Regions from separate parts of the Homo sapiens genome. Here region 1 is linked to region 2. A link is a contact called in ENCODE Hi-C data. All regions are on one chromosome and are shown on one strand. The core of a region is the stretch at or near the end of the contact, and the rest is flanking DNA. Distances in the headings are between cores, read along the strand shown. Region 1 holds the start of IPO9-AS1 (IPO9 antisense RNA 1). Region 2 holds the start of DDX59-AS1 (DDX59 antisense RNA 1).

What was found. A loop is a pair of places that touch in the nucleus more often than their neighbours do. Pooled maps may share reads with other maps.
Region 1: a pooled map shows a loop between it and region 2 (14-fold over the local background). The contact joins the promoter of IPO9-AS1 here to the promoter of DDX59-AS1 in region 2. A Hi-C loop is called at or near these places in 6 of 50 pooled maps.

The regions. Positions count from the first base shown.
Region 1 is chr1:201,825,407-201,831,629 of GRCh38, forward strand. IPO9-AS1 (IPO9 antisense RNA 1) reads right to left here and starts at 4,153. Exons shown (of 3, transcript NR_046696.1): 1 at 3,545-4,153. IPO9 (importin 9) reads left to right here and starts at 3,751. Exons shown (of 24, transcript NM_018085.5): 1 at 3,751-3,966. The coding sequence starts at 3,804. It overlaps NAV1 (neuron navigator 1), which reads left to right. Exons shown (of 34, transcript NM_001389617.1): 34 at 1-1,563. RefSeq lists enhancers at 2,350-2,864, 2,865-3,378, 3,535-3,829, 3,841-4,050 and a silencer at 3,551-3,790.
Region 2 is chr1:200,668,257-200,674,561 of GRCh38, forward strand. DDX59-AS1 (DDX59 antisense RNA 1) reads left to right here and starts at 1,251. Exons shown (of 3, transcript NR_110787.1): 1 at 1,251-1,366. It overlaps DDX59 (DEAD-box helicase 59), which reads right to left and starts at 1,651. Exons shown (of 8, transcript NM_001031725.6): 1 at 1,511-1,651. RefSeq lists a silencer at 1,065-1,804.

The DNA of each region.
Region 1 (6,223 bases), core at 2,903-5,402, 1.2 Mb after region 2:
ATAAAGGGCACTGCTGGGCCTGAGAACCAGGCCAGAACCTCCTTCTGTATGGCAGCTAACAGTGTAGGGCTCCAGTATCCCAGGAAGGCCCCTTATCCACACTCCACTCAGCTCATAGGAGAGTCTTGCATAATGAAGACACAGACCTGGGCACTTCAGTCCTTGTGCTCCTCCTCTCTTTTCCCCACAGCAGGACCTGGATACAGAAGTACTCAGCCAAGGTGACAGAATAAAATCCTTTTTTTGTTGTTTTCTGTTTGTTTGTTTGTTTTGGAGAAGGAGTCTCGCTTTGTCACCCAGGCTGGTGTGCAGTGGCACGATCTCGGCTCACTGCAACCTCCGCCTCCCAGGTTCAAGCGATTCTCCTGTCTCAGCCTCCTGAGTAGCTGGGATTACAGACGTGCGCCATCACGCCCAGCTAATTTTTGTATTTTTAGTAGATACGGAGTTTTGCCTTGTTGGCCAGGCTGTGCTGGAGCTCCTGACCTCAGGTGATTCACCTGCCACAGCCTCCCAAAGTGCTGGGATTACAGGCGTGAGCCACAGCACCCTGCCAAATAAGATCCTTTTTAAAAAATATCTGAAAAAAGCTTCATATCTTTACAAACTCATAAAATAGCTGATTGGGCCATGGAGGAGATGAGGCTGTTTAGAACTGGTTTTGTTTCAAGTTTGTCAATTTTCCCTGTATGAGAACTTGGGTAAAGCACAAAGAAACATACAGTGCTAGTAACAGGTCTCCTGCGCCCTGGAACTAAGTGTTTGGAGGAAGGACTAAACCCCGGGGGAGGTGAGTATAAAATAATTCCACTAAGATCACCTCCTCAGTCCCCAGAAGGCTGATGGTGGATCCTCTGGCCATCTCCTGTGGGGTCTTACTGCTCCTCTGCCATTTCTCTATGCCTGAAGACACGAAGATGATATCAAGGCAGAGCTACCATATCGCAGCCAGTCTCTAGGCTACTGCTGTGCAGTGGCTCCCACTTTCTAATGCTTTTTTGTTTTTGCTTTTTCTAACAAAACAATCTTTTTTCAAAATGAATTCCAACCCCTGCTAGCTTCCTTCCCCGCCTCCATACTGTTTTAGGCAGCACCGTTTATGTGACAGAGTCCGTGTTTCTCAAATGCATGGTGTTCCTCAGGTGGAGAGTGGGCAGAAGTTTTTGCAACACTTTTTTTTTAAGTTATTGGGTGCAAAATCCCAAACCAGGATATGTGTATGTCTGTGTGTTTATGTTTTTTATTTGACCCTCCCCTCTTTCAACCTACCCCCTTTTATATCTAATGTAGAAAAAGCGAAATTGAATCTGGAAAGCAAACTGTTGTATATAGTTGCGGTAACAATCATGAAGAGAGAGCCGGGCTGTCCCCTCAGTAATTCATTTTAAATAACAAATTATTTAAAAATAAAATTCATGCCAGAGCCAGCTGAAGAGGCCTTCCTTCATCACCACTGAGGCCACCCCCAATCTGGGCCCTCTGTCCATCTGGCATGTCTCCTCCCAGCAAGATTCATCTGTTCAATGCCATTTGCGTTTCAATAAAGTTATCTCCTGTACTGTCCACTGGTTCTCTAGCTCCCTCTCTGCCTGGTTTCTGTCTCCATTTATCTTGTGGCCCATTCCTTGATTGGCAAGGCCAGACTGCTTGTGGTCATTTGCCTAACCCAGAAGTAACCTGAAACCCTAAGCTAGAGTCTCCTGACTCCCATGGTTGGGGGTGGGAGGAACCCCTGCTCGCACATTATGGACATAGAATCCTTCACCGGATCTCAAAACATCCAGCCCAAACATCAAGGCTCCGGAGTCCTCCATCTGGGTTGCTGCAGTGTTTGAAAACATACCACCCTCTTGACTTTGCTAAATTTTCTTCTTGGGGTAAAAGTGAACTGACCTATTAGAAGCTGTTGTAATCAAGTTCAACTTCTTTTGGCCACTTCAAGAAAGTAAATAGGCTTACTATTCCCCATTGCAAAATTGAAGGGTCCAAGAAGCAATCTTTTCCCTATGAAATTGTAGTAACATAACTCATCTCTGCCCTCTTAACATGGGAGGTGACAAGTGTGTTGAGAACTCTCTTCAAGCCAGTTGCAGTGGGTGTACCTGTAGTTCTAGCTACTCTGGATGCTGAGGTGGGAGGATCACCTGTCCAGCCTGGGCAACATAGCAAGACCCCCCCAACTCAAAAATAAATAATTGAGAAAGCTTTCTTTTGAAGTAATCTTCTGATGAGATGACTTAATCCCTGATTGTTACCAGTCCAGCATCCACAGTCTTGGAAGTGACCTAGGATTTGGTAACTCGTTTCCTTTGCCATGTGAGAATGAACTCACTTGATAAGGGTTCCTGGGAACCATTTTGAAGGCACATAACCTGAACAGCTCACTAAAAAATACCTGTTTCTGTTTGCTCTAGAACCTCCCATTCCAACAACATTCTATCCTTTCTGCCACTACATGCTTGCCACTCTGCCCTGCATTTTTTTTAATTTTTATTTTTTTTTATAGACAGAGTCTGTATATCTTGCCCAGACTGGAATGCAGTAGCTATTCATAGGTGTGATGACAGCACACTACAGCCTGGAACTCCTGGGCTCAAGTGATCCTCCTGCCTTGGCTTACATCTTGCTTTTTCTTCTTTTTCTGAGACAAGATGTCACTCTGTCGCCCAGGCTGGAGTGCAATGGCGCAATCACTGCTCACTGCAGCCTCCTCCTCCTGGGCTCAAGTGATCTTCCCACCTCCACCTCCCGAACAGCCGGGACTACAGGGCGTACGCCACCACGCCTGGGCAATTTTTGTATTTTTTTGTAGAGACGAAGTCTCGCTATGTTGCCCAGGCTGTTCTCGAAATCCTGGGCTCAAGCGATCCTCCTGCCTCGGCCTCCCAAAGTGCTAGGATTAGAGGCGTGAGCCACTGCGCCTCGCCACACCCTGCATTTTTAACACCTCACTGGAGCGCTCATCCTCTCCACCTGCTCCGCTATTCAGGAGCGGCTCTGCACCGTAGGCCATTTCCCACGACCAGCTGCTGACAACCATATCATCAAACTGCTCTTGTTCTCGCACCCCTTAAATGTCCAGCCATAATTTCTCAGGGAAAAAAATTTATACATTTTCAACAAATAGGATTCATTCTCAAATAGTCACATACAACACTCACTCTGGAAGAAACTCCCTTTCACATGCCGGTGTCTCCCCTGCCCAGCCACTTCCCAGCTTTGAGGTTGGGCTCATCTAGGCTGGAAAACCAAGGGACTGGGCCGTGGTTTTCCCACTTCCACTTCCCAGTTTGCTTTAGTTTATTTTCCCCCCTCTTTGGATTCCTGAGGCTAAGATGAAGAGAGTCACTTGAGCCAACTTTTTTTCAGTGTTTGGGGGGAAAAGAATGTGGTTTAAAATAGGGGCTATTTGTGACCCAGACCTCTCTCCTTAAAGCCCTCTACATCTATTCCCATCCCGCCTCCTCTCTCCTAACACCTGAAAGATGCATGAATATAAAGTCATATATCATGAACTTTATTCCAAATGAGATTGCTAACTTACTGTGCAACTTTAGGAAAGCCCCTTAACCTGTCTGGGGCTCAGTTTTCACACAAATCCAGAGATCCTTGCAGAGAAAGGTGCAGTTCTCGTTCAGGCAGCAGGAGGCGCTGTCTCTGGAGGCTTAGATTCATTCCCCGCCCTCCGCCCGCTCCCGCCCGCCTCTGGTGCGCAGGCGCGGCTTCGCGGATTGGCCGCGCGCGGGGGCCGTCATTCGGTGGCGGGTCCCGGCCGCGGGGCTGGCGGGCTGAGGGGAGAAAAGATGGCGGCGGCGGCGGCAGCTGGTGCGGCCTCCGGGCTGCCGGGTCCAGTGGCACAAGGATTAAAGGAAGCGTTAGTGGATACGCTCACCGGGATCCTATCCCCAGTACAGGAGGTGCGGGCGGCTGCTGAAGAACAGATTAAGGTGCTGGAGGTGACGGAGGGTGAGTGAGGCGGGACCGTCACGAGGATGGCTCAGCCGCACAATCCGCTGACCGCAGCTCCGTACCGGCTGGGGACATGGGGAGCCTGAGCCAGTTGGAGATGTGGGCGCCGAGAAGTGGAGCAGGAAGCGAGAGATTGATGTCGCTGGTGGTTGTGAAAGTCCGAGAGAGGAGAGGCGCGCCTGAAGGATAGGGTCGGGGGAGGTGGAGCCTGGGAGTGGGGGAGGGAGGGTGGAGACTTGAAAAGATAGATGGAGCCTAGAATCTGCAGGGGACGGAGATGGAGCTAGACTTGGTGCTGTTGGAGGAAGTAGCGCGGTCGGGGAAATATTTTTTGAGTCCAGGACCAAAGTCTTTCGCTGTTCTCTTCACCAGCTGGATTGTACTGGGATAAGAGTAGGGGGAGCTATTAGTAGGAGTGGTGAAGGGTAGGGCCTCGAAAAGGCGGCTATCAAAGCTTAATAGATGTCATCAAACAAGTTTCTGCCTCTGAGTTATAAACCTAGCTAGTTGTTTGTACTCTTCGTGTTTTCCCAGAAATTAAATGCATATGCGATTGCTTCACTGTCCTGACCATACTTAACGTTTATTTTAAAAATAATTTGCCCTTATTAAATACCTTTGTGCATTTCTGTTTGGAGGAACTGATCATCCTTTGTTTTTGATTCTTTGTCTCCGTCCTCTATTGTGTGCTTTAAAGTGATGGAGAAGAAAATAAACCATTGGTTCGAGATTTTCTATCAATTTCCTGCCGCGTGAGCCTTTCACCGGGTCCAGTGTAGCTACCACAAAGAACAATTTAATCCAGAAACAGGAGGAGAAATCTTCTTGGTCTTTGTGTAAGAAATATATCTGGTCAGAGCTTCACTGGAACTCCAAATCCTCAGAATCTCCCAACTCAGGAATATTTCCACCACCACTTAAATACTTCATCAGAGATATGGGAAATTGTCCCATCACACACCCATCATATTCAAAACCTTCAGTTAGCTCTCCTACTGGACGTATTTCTATTGAAAAGAATTTAGAACAAATCTCTCTTAAATTTAGTTTACATTCTTTCACAGTATGAAAGAGCTGTTGAAAACAAATTTTCTTCTGTTGGAAATATGTTAAGATTTGGGATCTAACAGGCTAAGGACCATTTTGAAGGCCCACTTGTAATTGTCATTGTTTTATAAAATATCAGATCTATACAGGAGAAACCACTGGTTAGGAGAAAGCTGTTTGAGAACCATGTATAAACTAATCTAAAGGAATTTTTAGCGGCTTCTAAATAAAATTCGTTTATGCACATTAATGTCTGTCCCCCTTGAGTATGAGGAAGGAAGAGTGACAAAGCAAAGGAACCTCATCACATTCAAGTTGTCACCTGAATAAAACTTGAGAGTCTGGTGCAAATTCATCTTAACTAAACCTTCCCTGAGTGGTACCCAGTGCTCCTGGTGCTCCAAATGCATGTCTGGCACCTTTGTATGAAAGGTGGACCTTGACTTGTATTTAAACTGTCTTACAACAACTCCACTTTTGCTCTGATCTTTTCAACTTTAGCCAAATGCCATGGTCTCATCTGGGCAAAGTCAATTATAAAGTTCTCGAGGTCTTTTTTGAAACTCTGATTCCTCACTTTATTCATCTTTTTTTTCTTGAGACTGGGTCTCGCTCTATCGTGTAGACTTTGGAGCAGTGATGCCATCATGGCTCACTGCAGCCTCAAACTTTTGGACTCAAGCGATCCTCCCACCTAGGCCTCCCAAAGTGCTGGGATTACAGGCCTCAGCCACCACACCTGGCATCTTTTTGAGCCTTTAAGTGAAAAATTAAATTTCAGAAGTACAGAATTTTGATCTAAGTCACTGATGAGAAATAGATCGACTGCCCCCCGACCCCCATAACTTACTGGTAATGTGCTGTTGGGCAGACTATGAGAATGAAAAGTATGGAAAGGCATCGATGCAGTGACCTGATATTGGTGATCTAGTAATAGAGCATATGACTCAGGTTTTGGATTTGGTTAGAGGGTTGGATCAGTCTCTGGAGTTTAGTGCAATGCTTCGGACCCTTTGGAGGCTGCTTGTGTCTTTTAAGTAGTCTGGCTCCTTAATGTCTATCAAAAAAACTATAGAGATTTACCCCCTTCTGTACCTGTTTTAAGGTGGAGAATGGCGGTCCATTCCCTCAGATGCGGTCTGCTTTCTTCCTCTTGTGGCCTTTAACAAGTTATCTTTGACATTGGGTTCAGAGTACCTCCCACCTT
Region 2 (6,305 bases), core at 1-2,500:
CAGATCGCGCCACTGCACTCCAGCCTGGGCAACAGAGCAAGACTCCGTCTCAAAAAAAAAAAAAAAGAAAAGAAATTAAGTGGTTTGTCCAAGCTCACACAATTCTTAAGTGTTACAACCCTGGCACTGTGGATCCAGAGCACAAGCTCTCAACCATACGAGGACTAAGCTCTAATTTTTTATCTTACCCAAATTCCTTTCTAAGGGGTCTGGAGAGTCATGCCCTACAAACCATAAATTCTCATCAGATGGGTTTTATTTAACCCTGTATATCGTGACTTACTTTCCAATCTGACTCTGGCCTAACAAGGAAGAAAATAAAAATGTTTTACCCCAAAATATATTTCCTTGTCGTACCTTAAAACTCCCCTGCAAAGTCTCTTGCAGGAAAAATCTGCATTTGGTGAGAATTCCCATCTCCCCTTGTTTTCCCTCCTTCCTTCCCAGATCCAGGAGATAATCAACTAAGAGCCAGGCACCCTTTTAAGTCCAATATAAAACAATTTACAACCTGCTCTCTCTAAAGTCTATCTAAGAGCTTCCTCTGCACAATAAAACTTGGTCTCCACAATCCTTTATCTCTAGCCTGAACATTCCTTTTTATGGATCCCAGGTCTTTAGATAACCTCAACCAGATAACGTTTACATTTACCGATTGAGTTGCCCCGCCTTTCTAAACTAAACCAATGTATTTCTTAAATGTATTTGATGTCTCACGCCTTCCTAAAATAGATAAAACCAAGCTGTACCCCAATTTCCTTGGGCACATGTTCTCAGGACCTCCTGAGGACTGTCACTGGCCATGGTCACTTGAATCTGGCTCAAAATAAATCTCTTCAAATATTTTTCAGAGTTTGATTCTTTTCATCAACCCATATCTATACCTTTTTACACCAAAAACATGTCTTTGCAAAATTACAGTTATTGGGAATAAGGCTTTTAACCTAATCTGGGGACTATCAAATATACTAATAAATATTTTTCTTAAAAAAATTCTTTGTTTAAACTGCCAGATTCCAACTTCCAGAAAAATTCCAACAGAAATGCAACCGAGGGTCTAGAATTACTATCCTAAATCTCCGAAAATGTACAGGGGGTGGCGGGCGGGGCAGGGACGGCTCTAGGTGAGCAGGAAAAAGCTTGGAACTCAGTCTTCCAATGGCGAAAGGGAACGTGCTCCTGCTGGGCGGGACGGCGGACGGCTGGCGGCGGCGCGGCCTCCAATTCTCGCCAACGCGCCCCGCACCCCCGTGCACTGGCGGGCCCTCCCCTCGGGCGTTGCCTCCCACCCACGCCCGGCGGCACCGCACCCCGAGGCGCTTCACGTCACGGAGCTGCTAGGAGACGGGCGGGGCTCCGGTTCCGGGTAGAGGCCTGGGACACGGGGAACTGTAAGGATGGGAGGAAGGCCGCGCAGGGGCACCAGTTCTGCCGCCGCGGCCTAGCGCCCCAGGTCCCGGAGAAGGGGCACCAGGGCGGCCAGGGGCCCAAGCTTCCGGGGCACGCTCACCCGCGCAGGACTGAGGCCGCGTCCGCTCCCGCTCCCGCTCGGGCCGTCTCCCCCTTCCAGGCTCCAGGCCAGGCTTCCGCCCGACAAGCCCTGACCCGCTCGTCAGGACTGCGGCCCGGGGTTGGTGGTGCGGAGCGGAGCGGAGCGGAGCGTAGAGTAGAATCCACTTCCCCGGGTTTTGGGAGGGGGCCGCAGCCCGCTTTCCGGGCGGCGGGGAGGCGGGGCCACCGCGGGGGCGGAGCTCGGCTGGGAGCCGGCAGTGGCTTGGGAGGGAGGGAGGGAGAAGGAGAGGGGCGGGAAGGCTCCTCGCGTTTTCCACGCCCCCGCCCAGCTCTGGGCTGGTGGTAAATCTCGGAACTGGTCCGGGCTGGGCGAGTTCTGGACGGAGGGGCACGTTTGGGAATCCTCTTGGAAGAATTTACGTAATCGAATGGGCTGGGACTGGTGGAAAAGAGTTGGACCGTCCGGAAAGAAGCAGGAGGGCGGCGCGGGGGCCTGGCACCCTTAGAAAGTGGGAAGTGTGAGTGTAAAAGGGAGGGGCACTTCTGCCCGTTGGGCCCAAAAACCCTTTTCTGGCTTTAGCTAGTAGAGCCACTCAAAATTTAAACGGAGTCAGCTTGATGTGGCATATATGATAAGCTGGATAATATTTCCTGCACCACCGCACCCCTCCCCCCACCCCAACACCAACAAGAAAATAACACAAGTCACGGTTCTTGTTCCTTGTGGGCTGACATTTCCCTGTTTTGCCAACCTCTGGAGCCACGTGTCCCAAGCAGCTTGTAGTTGAGAAGTGATGGGGGAGAGGAGACAGCACGGGAGAGGAAGGAGGGAAGCCAGCTTATATTCAGGTGCCTTAAGTATTTAAAAATATTTTCAGTGTAATAGTCGATGCATTCAAAAGAGCATATTTACCAAATATGTAAAATTTAAAGTATGCTAATGAAACTATCACTCCACCACGTTATCAGTATTTAGCATGTATCTATGCATCTCCAGGATTCTACTCCTGGCCTCTTAGCTCACCACCACTATCTTCAGTTTTGTCCCTCTTTGCCATTTTTAGTGGTTTTATCATATTTGGATGCATTCCTGTGTATTGGTGTATTTTTCTTCTTTTTGAGCTTTATAAAAATACATATAGCCTGGAATTCGCTTTTTATCACTCAACATTTGTTTTTTTGGTTCATCCAAGTTGTTACGTGTAGTAACAGAACATTTATTTCTTACTGCCTAGTCAAAAGGAAGTTTTCTCCTGTCAGGAATGTATTCAATACTGTAGCGGATAGGATTATAAATGCACTTTAAGTATTTTCTTTATTGATGGGAACCACACAGACTAAATGTATCAGACTTCCCAAGTTCGTAGGTCACATACCTATAACAGAACTCTTTTCCTGGGTTTTGTGACATTTCTAATTGTTGTAATTTCTTTTGCCATTATAAAAATTAGTCACTTTTGAACCTAATTTGTATTCATCATTCTGAATCTTTTTCTTTAAAAGCCTCCTCTTTTCCAATTATATAAGCTCATACCCCATAAAACCTGAATCTGCCCCTAGTAATTACTAATAAGGCTAGTAGGAGCATTCTTGTTCACCTTCTGTGCATGCGCTGGACTCTAATTTGAACCTAGGATTAGCACTGCGGCATCAGAGGCTATGGGGGCTGTTCAGCTTTCAAAGATAAAGCAGAAATGTTTTCAAAGTGGTTGTACCAATCTATACTGCCACCAGTACCGACCACAATTCTCTCTAAATCCTCGTTATTTTCACACTTCTTACTTTTTGCTAGTCTACCCAGAATAAATACCATGTTTTTGTCTTAATTTGCATTCCGTAATTACTGATAAGGCTGAGCACTTTGAAATATGTTATTCATTCATGTTTTCTCTTCCTCTTCTAAGGATGTGTGTGTGTGTACATATATAAATGTATATATAATGTATATATGTATATATAATGAAACATTCTTTTGTTAATTGTAGGTGTTGCAGATATCTTCTCCCTGTTTATAGTGTGTTTTCAAATAAAAAAATTTTTTGACTTATTTTGAAAAAATCAACCTTATCAAAAAGTTTCAGAATTAATGAACTCCTGTATACCCTTCACATAAGTTCACAGTTTGCTATATTTGCTATATTAGTGTGTAGGAGAGATTATATATATAAAATATGTATACTATAGATATATATTTTTTTCTGAACCATTTAGGAGTAAGTTGTAGCATGTGTCTCCAAAGACAATGATATTCTCTTTTATACTCACAGAAAAATGTTCCAGTTGAGGTTGTTTGTTTTTTGAGACAAGGTCTCACTCTGTTACCCAGGCTGGAGTGCAGTGGTGCGATCTCGGCTCATTGCAACCACCTCCCGGGCTCAAGTGAGGCTCCCACCTCAGCATCCCGAGTAGCTAGGACTACAGGCACACCCCACCTGTTAGAGAGAATTTTTTTGTTGTTAGAGATGGGGTTTTGCCATGTTGCCCACGGTGGTCTCCAACTGCTAGGCTCAAGCTATCCACTTGCCTTGGCCTCCGAAAGTGCTGGGATTACAGGTATGAGCCACTGGGCCTGGCTCAAATTTAGGTAGTTTAACATTGATGAAGTAAGAGTAGCTAGGACTACAGGCACACCCCACCTGTTAGAGAGAATTTTTTTGTTGTTAGAGATGGGGTTTTGCCATGTTGCCCACGGGGGTCTCCAACTGCTAGGCTCAAGCTATCCACCTGCCTTGGCCTCCGAAAGTGCTGGGATTACAGGTATGAGCCACTGGGCCTGGCTCAAATTTAGGTAGTTTAACATTGATGAAGTACGAGTAGCTAACATGCAGTCCTTATTGAAAATTTACTAGTTGTTCCATTAAGGTGTTTTAGAGCTATTTTTTTCCCCTAATCCAGGATTCAGTCCAAGATCTTTTCATTTTCTTTATGAAGTGTTTTTTTTTCTCTGTTTTTTTTTTTTTTTTTTTTTGAGACGGAGTCTCTCTCTGTCGCCCAGGCTGGAGTGCAGTGGGGCGATCTCGGCTCACTGCAAGCTCCGCCTCCCGGGTTCACACCATTCTCCTGCCTCAGCCTCCTGCGTAGCTGGGAGTACAGGCGCCCGCCACCACGCCCAGCTAATTTTTTATATTTTTTAGTAGAGAAGGGGTTTCACTGTGTTAGCCAGGATGGTCTCGATCTCCTGACCTCGTGATCCGCCCGCCTCGGCCTCCCAAAGTGCTGGGATTACAGGCGTGAGCCACCGCGCCCGGCCTTTTTTTTTTTTAAAGAGACAGGGTCTTCCCTCTGTCACTCAGGCTGGAGTGCAGTAGCCCGATAATGCTCTATGGCTAGTCTATGGTCAATTTTCATATATTTTTAAAACCAGAGAAGAATGTTTATTCACCATTAGATAGATACATGATACTTGCAAATAAATCAAGCTTGGTATTTCAGATATTCTATATCTTTACTAATGTTCATGTTCAGATTTCCCCATCAGTATTTCCCCGTCAGTATTTCTCTTACCTGTTAGTAGATAAAATAGATCAAGCAATCAGTCTCCCATTATAAAGGTAGATGTGTTCATTTTTCCCTGTAGTCCAGCAATTTTAGTTTTGTGTATTTTGGGGGCCATTTTATTTTAGAATCAATATTTGTAAAGCAATTCAAGCATTAATGTGTCATGGAATCTTAGGTTTGAATGCATTCATCAGAGTCCAATCACCACCCCTTGCTACTCTCCATACCCTTGTAGGAGGAATTATTTTATAGCACCCTGCTACAGGACCAACTGGCTTGTTGAATGCTTTTAGAGACAGGGCGCTTCCCACCTTACAGGGCAGTCCAGTTCTTCACTGGAGAGCTCCATGATTATACTTACTATTTAATTAGACTCTCTATGGCTAGGCATTGTGCAAAGCATTTTAGAAACATTGTCATATTTAATTCTCACTGTAATCTTATAAAGTAGGCATTTTATCCCCATCGTACTAATGAAGAAACAGGTTTAGGTAATTAAGCATCTTGCCCAAGGTCACACAGCTAGGTAGTGGCACAGCAGGAATTGAAGCCCAGGTCTGTCTCCTAAATCCACTAGACTACACTGCCTTCAAGCTTTTCTTTATGTAAGTATAAAACCATATCCCTTTAACTTTCAATCAGGAAACCTGGTTCCAAAACCATTTTTAGTGTTCCTAAACTTCCTAATCTGTTGGAAACCTTAGACATAACTCACATTCATGTGTTCCATTACTGTGCCCAACTTTCCTTAGTTTTCTTATGGAAGCTTTAGACCTTTGCTATATGTTTGTATTATTGTTACTTTTGGAAAAGTAGCCAATCTTGATGAGCAGGATGATTCATTCTGAATGAATGAATGAATGAATGAATGAAGCCTAGTGAGTAGCAACTCATTTCTACATATGAGTTAGGATGCTGGATGAAACCTAATTTTTAACATCAAGTTCTTCACCTTTCAAGGTTAATAAGTCAAACCTCAGAGCCACTCAGGTCTCACTTGTGGCTCTTTCCTACTCTTTTCTTTAATCAAAAAGCTCAGAATCAGGTTTCCTCTTAGGTTGCACCAGAGCACAGTATAATTAATCTAAACTCCCATTTCTGTTTTCTTCACAAAAGATCTTCACGGAAATGGTTTTATGATGGTCTTTTAATTGTGGGGCCACAGAAAACATTATTTATAGTAGGTCACATGGAAATCACAGATGGCGTTACTAATTCAATTTTAATATGCTTTATGGCAGGGAGGGATGGGAAAGTATACAAAGGTGACTCAATTAGACAAGAGTTGTGGAATG